Regions from separate parts of the Mus musculus genome. Here region 2 is linked to region 1. The links are chromatin loops, found by intact Hi-C in ENCODE. Cell type or tissue: gastrocnemius. All regions are shown on one strand. Each heading gives the region's core, and the rest is flanking DNA. Links, peaks and the distances in the headings are about the cores only. Region 1 holds the start of Rora (RAR-related orphan receptor alpha). Region 2 overlaps Rora (RAR-related orphan receptor alpha).

What was found. Peaks named below come from ENCODE experiments on the same cell type or tissue, not always from the same donor. Only the 100,000 strongest peaks of a DNase experiment are listed, where the experiment ranks them.
Region 2: it touches region 1 in a loop (8-fold over the local background); 2 of 42 quality-filtered maps call a loop at or near these places.

What each region holds. Positions count from the first base shown.
Region 1 is chr9:68,650,189-68,658,519 of GRCm38, forward strand. It overlaps Rora (RAR-related orphan receptor alpha), which reads left to right and starts at 3,598. Exons shown (of 11, transcript NM_013646.2): 1 at 3,598-3,784. The coding sequence starts at 3,619. Gm31325 (a long non-coding RNA gene) reads right to left here and starts at 3,603. Exons shown (of 2, transcript XR_379584.1): 1 at 3,537-3,603; 2 at 2,879-3,220. In gastrocnemius, for the core only: CTCF peaks have their summits at 3,481 and 4,587; DNase peaks (open chromatin) are centred at 3,446, 3,631, 4,393, 4,541 and 2 more places; H3K4me3 peaks cover 3,629 bases; H3K27ac peaks cover 4,050 bases.
Region 2 is chr9:68,753,786-68,762,116 of GRCm38, forward strand. All of the region lies in intron 1 of Rora (RAR-related orphan receptor alpha), which reads left to right. Among named protein-coding and RNA genes, the nearest start is that of 9530091C08Rik, 7.4 kb to the right of the region's middle. In gastrocnemius, for the core only: CTCF peaks have their summits at 3,467 and 5,740; DNase peaks (open chromatin) are centred at 3,420, 6,754, 7,280 and 8,146; H3K27ac peaks cover 2,286 bases.

The DNA of each region.
Region 1 (8,331 bases), core at 108-8,107:
CAAACATGTCTGATATTGAATGAAGACAACAAAAAGGAGGTGCAGATGTCAGAGCCAAGAGTTATAGAACCCAGCAGATGCACTGGGATGAGGACAGTTAGGGACTGGAATGTGACAAGACTCCAAATGAACTTGGAGGTTCTCTGTAATTACCCTAGCAGAGAATTAAGTAGTATTGCCATAGGGAGGGGGACCTGGGATTGGTGAGGAGGTCCTGGACTCCGTATGGGGACAGGGGGAGGAAGAAGAAACTGGAAAGCAAAACATGGATTTAGACTCATCTCCTCTATAGAGAGCAGCTTTTCTGAGCCAGAGCCTATCAGAGAACTGAGTGTAAGGGGAAAAAATCACTTAAAAGCAAACATTGTTGCCCTTTGTTCCATGAGCAGGGTCTAAAAGAGGTTCCTGTCTATCCAAATATCTGGAAAACTGGAGAGTCTTAATTAGTAATCAGAAAAGGACCCCAGGAAGGGAAAGAATATAGACCTGCTCACTGTGTTCTTCCAGTTTCAAATGCTTCCCCAACCCAGGTGATTTACACTCTAGTAACTAGCAATGATTGACAGGCAAGAAGGTGTCTAGCTCACTTTTATTTTTCCCCTAGGGGACCACATTTGAGTTTCTGATTGTTTTAAACTCAGACACAGCAACTGTGTTAAGTTAGGAGAAATTTGCCCCCCACCCTTCTCTGGGATCTTTCTCCAAAGGGAGCAGACTTTATCTCAGTGTTTCATTTTGTTTTGAAACAAGGTTTCACTCTGTAATCCCCACTAGTCTGGAACTCACTTTGTAGACCAGATTGCCTCAAATTCACAGAGATCTGCCTCTATCTCGACTAAGGCTTGAAGGGCCTTACTTTCTTTTCTGGAAGATGTTTCTAGACTGACCTAATCCAATTGGTTGAAGGAGAACCATCAAGGAAGCTATTGAACAACAAGAATCTATCTCCACCACTTTGCTACAACAGTGTAATTACTACATTCTACAGTTTATCCTTATGAACACCGATAGCTGTGGCTACTATCAGCTTCCTCAAAGAAGCTTCTCTTTATAGCAATTGGAGCCCTACCTAGAAAACCACAACTGGATACAAGGCAGAGATCATGGGGGAGGCAAGGCCCCAACGGATACATCTACATCACAGCTCCACTCTCTACGGCTCAGGGAACATGGTAGAAGAAAGTTCAGAAATATTGGAAGAGCCAGAAGAGTAGGGACTCTGCTGTGATACAGTCTCTCATTGAATCAACATAAATAAAACCAGAGTGATATCAATATTGATATTGATATTAACGTTGAAGAGATCCTGTTTCTAGACTTGAACTATAGGTAACTATGAACATGGGGGGGTAGAATCAGCCTTTCTCAGGATGAGCATCTTTAATTAGTTGTTCAATGCAGAGTGGTCAGCTTTGAAGCCATATACACACCACCAATTCAAAACGGACGTAGCAGGTTTGATTTATATTTATTTGTGTTTACACACGTGCATATATATGCAACAAATGTAATCAAAGACCAAGAGCTTTTTTTGGGGGGGGTAGGAGTGGGAATGGGAGGGGGAGTTACTAGGAGGAGCTGGAGTAAAAAAATAAACAGGAGAGTGATGTAACTCTGTTTCAAGTAACAACTTAAAATAAAAATAAAAAAAATAAAACAATATTCTAAGACAACCAGCAGATGTATTTTGAGACTTCTGTCCCAGAGGAAGTTGTCTATTAAGCTGTGTGCTTTGAAGTGTTTGTTTAGACTTAGAGAAGTCAAATGTGATGGTGCAAGAACATCAGCAACAGGCTAACCAATAGAAAGTCCTGAGAGTAGATGCTACTCAGAAAATGAGTCTGGGGAATCCACCCATCTGATTTGAGATAGAGGAGACCATTATAGCACTGTGTACAGGCACCAGCGGATAGTCTATGGCCAGGGATCATTGCAGAGCTCAGATTTAGGTGTTAGAAGCCTTCACATCCCATCCAGATCATCTGGAAGAATGGGCCACAGCTAGGCAGGTGAATACACAGGCCATGGCAAAGATCACTGTGTGCTTGAATCCAATCCACATAACCAATCAACAGCAACTGGCAGGGGGTGTGGGAGGAGCCTTCTTAAACTATTTAACTAGATTTATCCTTTTTTTTTTTTTTAAAAAAAGCATTTTCCAAACCAGAAAATTAGCAAAGTACAATGTCTCCCCATTCTCCCCCCACCGCACACCCCTGAAACACACTTATTTTTGCCACCTTCTGGTAGATAATAATATTTGTGTTGTTAAATTTTTCAGGTTTTCTGGAAGGAAGGTGGGGGTGTAAAAATGAACTGATTTCATTAGCATCTTCAGAAATAAAAGGAAATGGTGGCTTCATTATTGAGACAGAGAAGCCAGCTCTCACATAAGGATATTCACCACCCAGCCTATTAGTGCTGATATTTCCTACTGGAGTTTGGGGTAGAGGTAAGCACTTAATTCTCAGCTTTCCTTAAGTATCAGCTAGTAGATGGGTGTGCTCCAAAGGGAGTTAAGCTCAGAATCATGCCTTATAAAGATAAGACTCGTTAATTATCTGGATTTTTTTTATTATCCAGACGTTATTAATACCTCTCCAGGATGTCTGTCTGCTGTAGATGAGCCTGTGCATTTAATAGCAAAAATACCAGTGGGAATAGGAAACTAGCAGACACACTGGAGTTCAGATGCAGCTAGGCCCCTTTCATGGGTTCAGAAGTCCTTCACCAAACTGACCAAAGTTTTCTTCACAAAATAGTGGCCTGCCAAACAGTTTCTGGATCCTTCATGGAGGAAAAAAAAAAAAAAAAAAAAACACGGCAAAAGAGCTTGAAAGAGACCTCTTCCCATAACACTAGTTACTGGCTAGACATATGCATCCTACAATCACAAAATTTATTTTAGACTCAGTCATATCTAAGACTGGAAACCCCAGACTGTCCCATCCCAAAGTAAAAAGCGCCAAGTTTGTCGTCTGGTCCTCCCACCTTCCTCCTTCCAGAGGGTTGTCAGTCAGCTTCTAATTCCCTTTTAGTTTTCCCCAGCCTCGGACCGAGCTTGCAGAGAGCTGCAGTTACCAGCGAGTGCCCCAACGCGGATAACCGGATTTGTCTCCTCCTCCCAAGCTGGCTGCGGATAGGAGACACCGAGTTACTGCCCCCGAGGGAATCTCAAAAGTAGACAGAGCCACACGTCGCCGACCGATCCTTTCTGTAGCTGGGTTAAAGAGGAGAGGGAGGATCGGGGCGCAGGAGGCACCCCATCTTTCTCCTCCCTCCCTCTTCTCCACCTCCCAAATTTGGCAGCCTTGTGTAGCTCCCGGTCTGGGGTCTGGAGGGTGGAGAGTGTGGGTGCGGGGGCCGGCTGGAGACGCTCTCGCTAGCGCTGCCTGTGGCCAAACCCGCCTCACGTCCCCTCTCGGCCGCACACGCGTCCACCGCCACTCGCGCGCTCGCTCGCGCTCTCGCCTGGCTAGGTCCCTCCTGCTCTCGCCCGTCTCCTTTTCCTTTTTTTTTTTTTTTTTTTTTGGTACCATAGAGTCGCTCTGAAAACAGAAGATAGAGGGAGTCTCGGAGCTCGCCATCTCCGCCGATCTCTACATTGGGAAAAAAAACATGGAGTCAGCTCCGGCAGCCCCCGACCCCGCCGCCAGCGAACCGGGCAGCAGCGGCTCGGAGGCGGCCGCGGGCTCCAGGGAGACCCCGCTGACCCAGGACACGGGCCGCAAGAGCGAGGCACCGGGCGCGGGGCGCAGGCAGAGCTATGCGAGCTCCAGCCGAGGTAGGAGACGCTGCGACCAGGCTCCGGGCAGGGGGGCGGCGGGAGCGGTGCGCCGAGCCCGGAGGGGACCAGGCACCCCGGGGGAGCGCGCGCTCGGGGAGCGGGCGACACGCGGGGTCCCCGGGACCGGTGCACGCGCGCGCGAGCCTATCGTGGTGCCCTGAGCGACCGGCACCCCCGCCCCTCCCCCCGCGGCCCCCCACAAATGTTGCAAACTTTTGCAAGCCAGTGCTGGGCTTGCGGGAGAGGGCAATGGGGGACGGACCCGAGCGTTGACAGCCAGACGACTCCAACCCCACCTCCCCCTTGATTGCATGTTTTATTTTCTGCAAAGAAGAGCTATCCAAATTAAATACGATTCCCCCCACCAAAAAGAAACCGAGATGGGGGAGTGGGGGTAAAGAAACTTTTAAAGCGGTAGTGTCCTTTTAAGAAGGGGGAGGGGGTCTGTTTGTGGCTACTCGCTTTCTCGGTTACCTTTTCTGCTTTTGACAGTTTCCCTCATACCCATCCCCACCACCCCGCGGTAGGAATCGAGAAGTGTTCGAATCCTCCCTCTCCCGGAAAAGCTTGGAGGTTCGGGAGGAGTGAGAGACCTAGAAGTCTCAGGGGGCGGAAGGGGGGCGACGCGGGCAGCTTCTCTTCTGCAGCTCTTGGGGGTAGGCTTGGAGGACAAGGCAGAGAGATCCGGGTCCCAGCGCGCGGGATGTTGTGGAGTTGATTTTCCCCGCCGGGCAAAAGGAAGAAGCGCAACTTTGTAGCCGTGGGTTCGGAGCCCGCAGTCCTAGAGGAGGCTGGCAGGGGGCGTGTGCAGCGCGCGGAGGGAGGGCAATGGTGGAGTGGGGCGCTCCACGCGCGATTGGAGGGAGCGGCTGCGAGGCAAACAAGCCGAGAGAGAAAGCCGAGAAAAGCACCCAAACTTATTTCTGCTCTGGGAATCCTCCGCTCGCCGCGATGCCCAGCGTTTCTGCCGGAACCTGGGGTTGATCGGAGTTGAGTGCTGGTTGGCCAGGGCTAAGGAGGCAGCCCTTCCTGGGCCTTTGGTTCATTTTGTGTTGGTGTCTGGAGTGTGTGAAAGAGAGGACCTGGGGAGACAAGGGTGCTTGCTCCTCTCCGGTCGTTTTCCAAAAGTGGTCTAACCGGGGGAGCGCGGGTGGGGGGAGCTGACTTCTTTCTTAAAGGTGTCAGAAGCTGCTGTGGGATCCCCACCCCCTCCTTCGGGGGTGGGGGATTATTTATTTGAATGCTCCTGGAGTTTGCAAAGAGCAGGAGGAAGCTGCAGCTTTAATTACTGTTGTAAATAATGTATAAATCACGCCTGTCACTCCGGAGGAAGCAGGCTCCTGCGAGCCACCCAGGGGCTTGGGACAGAGTGGATCTCTCCAGCCAGGTTTGGCGGCTATGGGGTCTGTGGGGAGACGAAGGGGGGACCGAGAGCCCCTCCCTTCCTCTTGGATGTGTTAGTTGGAGGTAGGAACATGGCTGATCATGTGCTGGCTGTTTTACAGTATTCTCCCCTCCCGCCCCACCTTAGCCACACCCCCTGTCCGGGAGCTTTCCCATTCACGGAATTCAAGTACAGTAAAAGCCATCCGGATGACATATGCTGCTGCTGGTGGTGGTGGTGGGGTACCATTTAATTAAAGGCGATTTCCGAAGAGTGTGTCGAGGCTCTGTTTGAATCAGGGGAATGGGGGCGACAAGGACCGGGACGAAAGGAAAGGGGTGTGTGTGAAGGCTTCGGGTGGGGGGCGGCCGCAACGGACCACCAGTTCTGCGAGTTTGTGCAGAGCTTTTGGCTGCAAGGAGTCTATTTAGAGCCCGAGATTTGGAATGCGAGCGGGTTATGTAACAGGGTTAATCAGAAACGCTGGAGAAAATCCCCTTCATGTGTTTGGAGGCTTTTTTTTTTTTTTTTAAAAGAAGGGGTGCACAGTGTCTAGTAAGTGGCTCTGATTTCTAGTTTGTGCCTTTCTTCTTTCTCTAGCCCCTCCCCACCTCCCCTGCTTTATTAACATCTTCAGGTGTCATTTCTGCCAGGTGTGTTCTTGCAATAGATGGGGTGGCAGGCTGCAGAACCAACTACAAATCTGTAACTCGCAAATTATATAAAGCCGGGGAATTTGGTACCCCCCCCGGCCTCCCCAAAGATCCAAGGAACAAAAATAGAAGCAATGTGCACCTTCCAGGATGGCCTGCTGACCCATATCCCTCTACCCCCTAGAGCCCCCACCCCCATTCTTTGAAGAAACCTGTCTGTTGTCTGTTTCTCCAAGGAGATTTAATGGGAAGGGGGGAAGGAAGGCCCAGACACTCCACTCACATCCGGCACGCAGGCACTAGGTTACATAACAGTCTGAATGGAAAAAAGGAAGGTCAGACATGGAGGCATCCTTTAGCCAACACAGCAATAGTAATATCTTCCAGGAACTACTTGCAGTTGCAGACCTTGACCTCAGATGTAGTATCTACTTCTCAGGGTTGCCAATCTTGGTGTGTGTGTGTGTGTGTGAGAGAGAGAGAGAGAGAGAGAGAGAGAGAGAGTGAGAGAGAGAGAGAGAGAGAGAGCATCTGGGAGAAAAAGAGAGACTATGTAAGTATGCTGGGTAGTTGTGAGTGCTGTGCAAATGGGAAATGTTTGGGTTTTTAGATGATGTAATGGAGTTGGCAGAATATTCAACTCGGCTCCTGGAGTGTAAGCATAAGAAAATTGGAGCTGGCATCCCATATTAATGTTGCATAAATTACAATATCAGAAAGAAATTAACCTACACACTAGGTGATTATGCCTCTTAAATACTTAAAACATAAAAGCACAGGCTCAAAGCGCAAAGCAAACACCACCACCTCACAATTAGCCTGTGCCACCTCCTGGAAGGTGAGTGAAGGTTCTGGGTGAATTGGGAAGCTTCCTGACTCGGGGAGGCGTTTTCCAAGGGGCTTTGAGGGCTTGTTTGCAGCCGGCAGATGCTTGGAGTCTATAGGGATGGAGGGTGTAATTCTCATGACATTGATGTGACCTCATGAGATATTACCAGGGTAGATTTGAGGCTATTGCTACATTCCTACGTCCTAGGAATCTAAGTATGAAACGGATTAGAGGCCTTCAGTGCCTGGGCTTTCCAAATCAGATGTGTGCTTTCATAATCTGGAAGCTTATCTTCCTGTGCTCCTTACAACTCCAAGGGAATGGTAGCAGTCTTAATGAAACCCTTCGATTTTCTAGAAAGTATTAATGACAGCTGGTTTCACTCTGCCCTGTCTTTACAGCACTGTGAAAGAGGCGGAAGAAAATAAAAGACAGGCAAGAACCAACATGATGGGTAAAAATGAAAGGAAAAAACCCACCGTGAATCTTTAATTTTACGTGGCTTTCAGGGGCTTTAGGGAGCTGTGAGCATTGTGACATAACTGTTGTTAGGAACCCTTTCCCAGAATCTCCATATTATATGCGCACCAGAAGCTTGCATATTGCACATCACTAAAGTTACCCTCACAGGACCCTGCACCACATAGTGAGTGGGTTCCCAGTACTGGTGTGCAAGGCTTTTAGGACAGGCCAACCTAAGAGAGAGAGAAAAAATCAAAACCAAAGGATGGGATTAACACTGAGAAGCTGGGTGGGATGGAGGGACCGCCCCCTGGAAGCTCAGCTGAGAGTGACTTAAAAGTCAATTAACAGGGCCTGCATGGCTCTGCAACCCAGAGAGATGCTGGAACTGTCTAACTCCTACACTCTGGAAATGCTTCCCTTGCCCTTCTCGCCAGCCCCTGCTGATCGATGTTCTGGAAGGTTCTCCTACCTAGAGATATGGCAACTTTTCTAGAGATGAATGTTCAGATTAGTTTCTCTGGTTGGGAGAAAAATTCCTTTGCCAGAGGAATGGGATAAACTTTTTTTTTCTTTTTTAATTGAAGGACTTGAATTTTCTGGGAAATTGCTCATAAAAGCATTTATAATTATACTCTTTAAAATGCAAAGGAATAATTTTAGAAAATGCATTTCATGATAGTTAGGGTAACCTTTCTGTTGCTTCCTCCTAATTTCTTGTAAAGAAATGAATTATTAATCTAGAATTTGAGTTCCGAGTGGCTAAAATAGTTAAAGCACACCCATTCTCTCTTTTCAAAGTGGCACTCTGAGGAGCCCTGGTCTTTAGAAAGTCTGTTTGTAACCCCGAAGTATGGTGGATGCCTTTGTAGAACCTGGGTTCTGGCAACTCGTCTCGACTCTTCAGCACACAGTTGTGTGTGTGTGTGTGTGTGTGTGTGTGTGTGTGTGTGTGTGGAGGGGCGGGGGTAGTCAGCAGCCACTTTGATACAAGGCAGACTCCTAAAGTGGGATGGAGAGGCACAAGGATATTAACGGTCAGAATTTCACCTAAGGATGACAATCCTTAGGACTTGTGGGGACAGCTTAATCACTTTTGGAAAACGTGCTTTTGGAATTTTTTCCCTCTGTCTGAAGTTAACTCTTGATTTGCAAGTAAGAAAACCCATAGGCCGTCCTCTGGTCAATGCAGGATAAAGTCTCACATTATTCCCTC
Region 2 (8,331 bases), core at 224-8,223, 100 kb after region 1:
ATCATATGCAGCCAAATAATGTCATCGGTCACGACAAGTGAATTTGTCAGATGCCTTTCAGAGCAAGCCTGAGTGGCCTGCATTTTATGAAACTCTGGCCATTGCATCCTGGTGCCAATGCTGGTGTATCTGACATCATCACACATCCCTAGAGTGGTGAACTGTGGCATCAACAGGCAGTGCAGAGATTCTTTAAGTGATAAGAGACAAGAAGGCTTCTGAGGATATTGGTACTCCTTCTTTCTTCCATTCCCCATTGACTTCCCTTTACCCTTTCCAAGAGGGAAGGGACATATGACGAGGGAGTTCCCTTGTGGGGAGAACAACTTGGAGCTTATAAGCAGAAACTCTCGTGTACAGTGTCAGTGTACACGGGATTGCTCAGAAACTCTGAGGAGACACAATGCCTGAGAAGCCTTCTTAGCTAACTGTGAATCACCTTCTGGGTCAGACATCTCTCCTGAGGTTTCTCCTACCGGAGAATGAGGAGAAGCAGTGGCCTGTCCCTAAGTTGTTCTGCTCTGTCTGAGTGTCCTTAAATTGCAGATAAGATCTGAAGATTAGAAACTGAAGGTGGGAGCCAAGGAGGTTCAGACAGTAGCTCTCTCTCTCTCTCTCTCTCTCTCTCTCTCTCTCTCTCTCTGTGTGTGTGTGTGTGTGTGTGTGTGTGTGTGTGTGTGTGCGCGCGTGCTTGCGTGCGTACGTGTGTGTGTGTGTGTGTGTGTGTGTGTGTGTGTGTATCCTTTAGTGTCTCCTGAAGCTCTGAAGACTTTAGAGAAGAATCTAGAGCTTTGGATCCATTTATTTCCTTGTCCATTTTATTCACCCACCCCACCCTCACCCCAGGTAGGCAACCAAAGGCCTTGGAGATGCTGAGCACATCGTTTGAATACATTATAGTTTAACATTTCCGCTTGCTTTCTCTCCTCCCTCTCTTCTTTTCTACTTTTTTTTTTTTTTTTTTTTTTTTGGTTTTTCAAGACAGGGTTTCTCTGTGTAGCCCTGGCTGTCCTGGAACTCACTCTGTAGACCAGGCTGGCCTCGAACTCAGAAATCCGCCTGCCTCTGCCTCCCGAGTCCTCTCTTCTTTTCTGTTGTTCCCCTGAACCCCCTTGCCTCCTTCTTTCTTTTCCCTCAAATCAGCAGCGGTACCCAATTTCTGCACTTCTTGAAAGGACATGACCTTCTTGACCTAGGAGGTCAGGATCTGGAAGGAGGGAAAGCATCTTTAAGACAGGAGTGACATAAAGAGTAAAAGCATTTTCCCCGTGCCTTGTAAAATCTCCAGATGCAGGTTTTGATTTTCTGCCCAGCTGGAAAGTCATTTAGTGTTAAGGAGACGTGTGAATTCCTAAATTATTCATCTAAAATTCTTTTTAGCTCTTTTAATTTGTGACAGCGAGTTATTATTGTGTAAAGGGCTAAGGGCATGCATGAAAGGGATGGGAAGAAGGCCCAACCCGTGTTGCTGTGGAGCCCTGTAAGCTGTGTGTGGAGCGGGGTGAGCCATCCCTCCGCCTGACTACCTTCATCCCCCCACCTTCTTTCTCTCACTCCGGGTGGATTTCCAGTGTTGGATTATGCCTGGAGAGAACACAGCCCCTGGGATCACTGTGTTCCCTGGGGAAAATCCTTAGACAGTCCTTTTCCTTCCAACACACACACACACACACACACACACACACACACACACACACACAAGTTTCACACCTATCCCTGGTGATCCAGTATTGAAGAAAGTCTCTCAGCCCTTCCTCAAAGCTGAAAAGACAAAAGAGTTCCTGGGGCCCAAATGATGGCACTCCCCAGGAATTCTCTCTCCCAGTGTCCCTGAGTTATCAGCCATAATCAGCGGCCTACTAGGTCTGTGTTCATGGTATCTGTAATTATATTCATTTGTATGGATGCCCAGGGAATTCCACTGACTGGCCCCTTAAGTGCTTAACTGCAAACAAGAACATGCTTGAATTACAGCATCATTTGGGGTCTTGCACATTTCAAGGGACTGATCTTAAGTTTATATACTGTTTGGCTGTGTGTGTGTGTGTGTGTGTGTGCGCGCGCGCGCGCGCGCGCGCATGCACATAGCTTAAAAAATAAACAGAACATAATTCTGTCTTTTAAGCATTTTTCCAGAGTGTTTTTCAAATAGAACTCTGAAGTATACACACACACACACACGTGTGCAGGGGAACATAATTCTGATCTAGAGGAAAGCATGAATCTGTCTAACTTGAGTGGGAAGATATATAAGCTGACTGCTGAAATTGTATTTGAGTGTGATACCAAAATCATTTCCCTCCCTTTCCTCTTTCCTCTTTTTCTTTTTTTCCTTCTTCTTCCAGATTTAGAATCTTACGGGTAAGCCTCTTTCCAGTGGCTTCATAATTAGGTAGATTAATTAGCACCTGTCTATGGCTGTAAGAAGTAGGTGCACATGGTGTGGACTCGTAGTCCATGCCAGACACTTAAAACAAAACGGTGGGAGTCCCACGGCTGGCCCTTAAGACATCTGTATAAATTAAAACTATCCAGATCCAGCCCAAGGCCTGCGTGCTTTCTTGAGAGCTGGGCAGGTGCATGGGGCTGCAGTGACGATTTGTCCTGATGACCCTGACATGGTGACAAATGAGCTTAAGGACAGCTATTGGAAAACATTGGGAACCTGAGCTCTGTCATGGAAATGTTCTGTCAAATTAAAGGAAATCAACTTAAATGTCAGCCATGCATATCATCTAGGAGGTAACAAGACAAAAGGCCTGGGTCGTCAGACCTGCTGCCCCTTTAAGACTGCTGTTTATTTGGTTTGCAGAGCATGCAAGGGAAGAAAGAGCTTTTAGCAGAGGAGCAGCCTGTTTCCCTGTCTGTCTATCTTCTGACTGTCTGTCTGTTTATAGAGGTGGTCTCCTTTAAACTTTAAGTCCTTATGCAGCCAAGGTCGAGGATGACCTTGACCTCTGTCCCTCCTGCTCCTACCTCCTGAGTGCCAGGATTAAAGGTGTGGACCACCTATTTGTGACCTACATCGCCAACCCACAACAGGGAACTGCCCGTTTCCTTGGATAAGCATCTGCTAAACATCTCAAGACAGTCGAATTTTAAATCTTTTGTGCAAAAGACCTAAAAGGTGTCAAGGCCGCACAATGACATTCCTTGTAACCCCATGTTCCCTGACCTCACAGAAACTCGTCCCCTGAATACCTCCAGTTTCAGTGATATGTTTAATTTGTTTAATAATCTCCAAGACGTTTTAATATTCCTCACACATCATCTTCAAAAATAAATTCATAACAGCATTATTAAAGTCACTCCATCATGTGACATAAATCGAATCCTTTCCCTCTTGGAGATAGGCTTCCAGGCATTGTGTAATGCAGGCTCAAGGTCAAGGGGCACACAGCCAGAAGTACACATGGAAGCAGTTTGAAGACTGTGACACACTGCCTTTCCAAGGAGGTCCCCTGCTGGATGGTTCCTGGGTAGGTGTCTAATATAGTAATATATTTATAATTGGATTTTAATTGCTATCAGATTTTAGTGTGTGTGTGTATTTCAGTTTGCTTCTACCAGAAGGACAATGCTCCAAATGAAATTATACAGTACCTCTCCCAGTGCAATTTGTTTTCCACCAAAAATATATTGGAAGAATAAAACGCACACGGTGATGTCGTTTGCTTTAGTTTATTAACTTAGCACACAAAGTCGTTAGTGGTTTGTTTTGTTTTGTTTTGTTTTCTCTGTGTCTCACTCCAGCAGCACAGGTTTGAGGACAGATCCTGGGCAGTGTGTCATGGAGTCCTAGGAAATGTTCCTGGGTCCTGAAGTCTTAATTCTGTCATCTGTACAATGGGATAGGCATGCTTACTTATCTGATGGGCTAGTTCATGGCACTTAACAGATCTACTTCAAGAGTAGGACATGACACACGAGGGACATAAATGCCTGGGTTATTGATGATTTTACAAGTATCAGGCTTCACAGTCCTCATGTCACTAGTTATTTGAAAACAACGACATAAGGAGTGGGGCTTGGTTTGAAGAGGGAGGGGCTTCACTAGGATGCAGGAGGAGCTTGGTGTGAAGAGGGAGGGGCTTCACAAGCGTGCAGGAGGGGCTTGGTGTGAAGAGGGAGGGGCTTCACAAGCGTGCAGGAGGGGCTTGGTGTGAAGAGGGAGGGCCTTCACAAGTGTGCAGGAGGGGCTGGTTTGATCCCCAGGGCTGCAAAATGGTGCAGGTAATTCTAGCACTCAGGAGTTGGCAGGAGATAGTAGGTCACTTTTGCCTCCAAAGTGTGTTTGAACTGGCTTGGGTTACATGGGAACCTATCACACACTCTCTCACACACATGCACTGACGCAAGGATGCATGCATGCAGGCTCTCAACTCTCTCTCTCTCTCTCTCTCTTTCTCTCTCTCTCTCTCTCTCTCTCTCTCTCTCTCTCTCACACACACACACACACACACACACAAATGCACACACATTCTCTTTGTCTTTGTCTTCCTCTTTCCCCATTTCTCACACACATATGCACACACACACACACACATTCTCTCTTTCTGTACCTTGCTTTCTCTTTCTCTCACTGTCTTTCACATACAGGTGCACACAAACACACAAGACAGCATTAAAACACTGAACAAATTATAAGAGATAAGAGAGGAAATGAGTGAGACGAGAAAGGCTCGGGGTTTGTTAGACTGAAGGCACTCTACGTAGCACTGCACAGCATGGTGGCTGTCATGGGTAATGATGTCCTTTGAACATGAACATTGCAAGAGTAGATTTTAGTCAACTTAACACCAAAAAAAAAAAAAATTAAGAAAATAGGGTATGTGTGTGTGAAGCTATGGGTATGCCAATTAACTGTATCCAGTCACTTTACAGTGGATGCACACGCCAAAACATCACACTGTACTCTGAGCATATGTACTGTTTACGTGTTGTGGATACTTATGTAAACCTGGGGCAGACGTTTGAGAAGACAAGAGGCTTCCAGGTATGGCTGTTGACTGAAGGGTGCTTCTATTAGCCAAGGTCTTAGTCTTAGGTCCTCAGCAGAAGTGCTGTCTAAAGACAAGTAACCAGATGTCTTCCCAGCACTGGTGCACAGCTGCCCATCCATGAGTTAATGCAATAGGTGTTTTTGAAGAGATCACAGCGATAATCCTTGTGTCAACTGGTGTTATCCTATGGCTTAAAAAGTAGATATTTCCCTACTGTTTACGTGTACTCATTTTTTCAAGATGCGCTCGTGGAACTGAGGAGTGCTTCAATTAAAAAAGCATCTGCTAGGGGCTGGAGAGATTGCTGCAAGATTCAGAGGACTTGCTGCTTTTGCAGAGGACCAGGGTTTGCTTCCTAGTATCCCACAGGATAGCTCACAACGATTCATAACTCCAGTTCCTGGAGATCTAGTGCCCTCCTTTGGAGTCCACAGAAATTGCACCCACATGGTATGTGCATTCACAGGCAGGCAAGGCATACTCACAAAATAAAACTAACTTAGCAAAATTACCTCTAGGGCCTTTGCTGAGAATTCCTGCCAGGAATTGTATTTGTGTGACTGATGGTGTAATGCATGCATGACATTGCGTGAAAATGGACGTCAGAGGACAACCGTGAGTCTTTGGAGCTTTTTAAGCACTGCATGCAGGCAAGCAGGCTAGGAGCTTGCGCGATCCTCCTGTCTCCTCATCCCATCTTGCTATAGGAGCCCTGGGCTGGCAGTGTGTGTTCCTGCACTCAGCTTTCTTATATGGCCTCTGGGGGCGCTAGCCCATGTCAGCATGCTTTTGTGGCAAGCACTTTATTCACTGACATCATCTCTTTAGCCCTCTGATTCAAAAGGGAACGCTGAGTGAAGTAACCCAATCGCAAAAGAACACACATGGTATGAACTCATTGATAAGTGGATATTGGAACACCCAAGATACAATTCACAAACCACATGAAACTCAAGAAGAAAGAAGAACAAAGTGTGGATACTTCGGTCCTTCTTAGAAGGGGGAACAAAATAACCATGGAAGGAGTTACAAAGACAAAGTGTGGAGCAGAGACTGAAGGAAGGACCATCCAGAGACTGCCCCACCTGAGGATCCATCCCATATACAACCACCACACCCAGACACTATTGTGGATGCCAACAAGAGCTTTCTGACAAGAGCCTGATATAGCTGTCTCCTGAGAGTCTCTGCCAGTGCCTGTCAAATACAGAAGTAGATGTTCATAGCTAACCATTGGATTGAGCACAAGGTCTCCAATGAAAGAGCTAGAGAAAGGACCCAAGGAGCTGAAGGGGTTTGCAGCCCCATAGGAGGAACAACCCCCAGAGCTCCCAGGGACTAAACCACCAACCAAAGAGCACACATGGTGGGGCTCATGGCTCCAGCTGCATATGCAACAGAGGATGACCTAGACGGTCATCAATGGGAGGAGAGGCCCTTGATCCTGTGAAGGCTCTATGCCCTAGGTAGGGGAATTCCAGGGCCAGGAAACAGGAGTGAATAGGTTGGTGAGCAGGGGGAGAGGGGAGGAGATGGGGTTTTCAGAGAGGAAACCAGGAAAGGGGATAACATTTGAAATGTAAATAAAGAAAATGTCTAATTAAAAAAAAAAAACTGGAAGGGTAGACCTCCCCTCTGGGATGAAATTTCATCCTAAGATGTCCAGTGTGAGCTGACAGTCACAGTCACTGGATGGGTTTGGCTTGAGCTGAAATCAGCAGGCATTTAACAACATTAGATCATCCATCTGTGTCCACTCGTAGGAACCCTGTGGTGATTCTCCTGTGACCAGAAGAAACCTGACCTCACATGAGGTGAACGGCCACACCAGTCCTGGTCTGTGGACCAACACCATCTTATTGCCTGAAATACCAAGGATGATAAATATGAAACTCACTGAGCTGACCTCAGTGTACCGGAGACTAGTGCTCGAGTTTGTGGTATACGCCCCTCATATGATGCAGATCTCTTGACACTGAGGTGACTGGCTTTTGATAGGAACATTAATGTTAATAGGTGTAAAATATAACATCTAATGGATTTTTAAAAAGAGGCAGTCTTACGTTTTACAGCCAATTTGATTTCACTTCTACTGTTAAAGGAAGAGTTGACAATGCAAAAAAAAAAAAAGAAAGAAAGGAAAGAAAGGAAGAAAGAAAGAAGGAAAGAAAGAAAGAAGGAAGGAAAGAAAGAGAGAGAAGAAAAGAAAAAGTAGAACAAAATCCTTTTGGTTCCCTCCATGAAAAACCACCTCCTCCCCCTCCTTTCTCCCGCAGGGGTAAATGAGGACAGATTGTCTGGGGGAAGGGGAGATACTGAGGGTGTTCATAGCCTAAAGGCTACAAAATCAGCTTGAGGAATGGCGTGGCATAAAGAAAGAGTTCTGTTATAGTCTTTGAATTCAGATGGAAGGCTAGCCAATCTCCAGGGAAGTGGGTCTTCTTATCATATGGGGAAACTGAGGCCCAGAGCCGGGCTTACCTCTGCTTAGAGTTCATTTCAAGGCTCCTTGGCAGCACAGGATGGGTTAGAATGGGAGTTCTATTGTGCCCAGTCCAGATGTGAAGAGGAAAGGAATTACAGAAAGGTTATGAGAAAAATAAAACAAAACAACAACAACACACACACAAAAATAGTCGAATCCAGGCAAAGACCTGGCTTTTAGAGAATTGCTCATAGCAGAAACAATGTGCATATTCTTCTCTGGAATGTGTCTGCTGCAGAGCCAGCCTCTGGTTCACCGTTTGGACCTTGGGTCTGCCTGAGTTTCCTCCGGAAAGGTCAAGACTATGAGGCTAACACCACACTCCTTTCTGAGGTGGAGGCTGGCAGAGAAGGTGCTGGAATTGGCATGAATCACAGGTCTGCCTCCTCTGATATCTCCCAGGATATCCATTTTGTTCCTGCCTGGAGGGAGACTGCAGTCAGGGTCCAAATATATAGGAAACAAAACCCAGCAGCATGAATTATTACACGCTGTACCCACCTGAATACAAAAATAGTATTTCTCCCCCCATGTTGCATTATCTCTGGGCCCTGATAGGGAACAGCTTCCAGGAAAAGGAGCAGATACCTGAATGGAGGCCCAGCCGTGCGACTGCATAATAGGATGAGAGGTGCCCGGGGGTGGGGTGGGGGCGCTGGCCCAGGGGAGTAGCCCAGCAAGTCTGCTTTGTAAGAAAGCATGGGGTATGCAGATGAAGGGAAACCTTTCCTCTGGCTGCAGGTGGCCGTCTGCCTGGAATCACCGGAGGCTGAAGCCTGATAAGAATTTTGTTTAGTAGAACAAGCTGAGACTTAGAAGATATGGGCATAGCCCAAAGTGGAA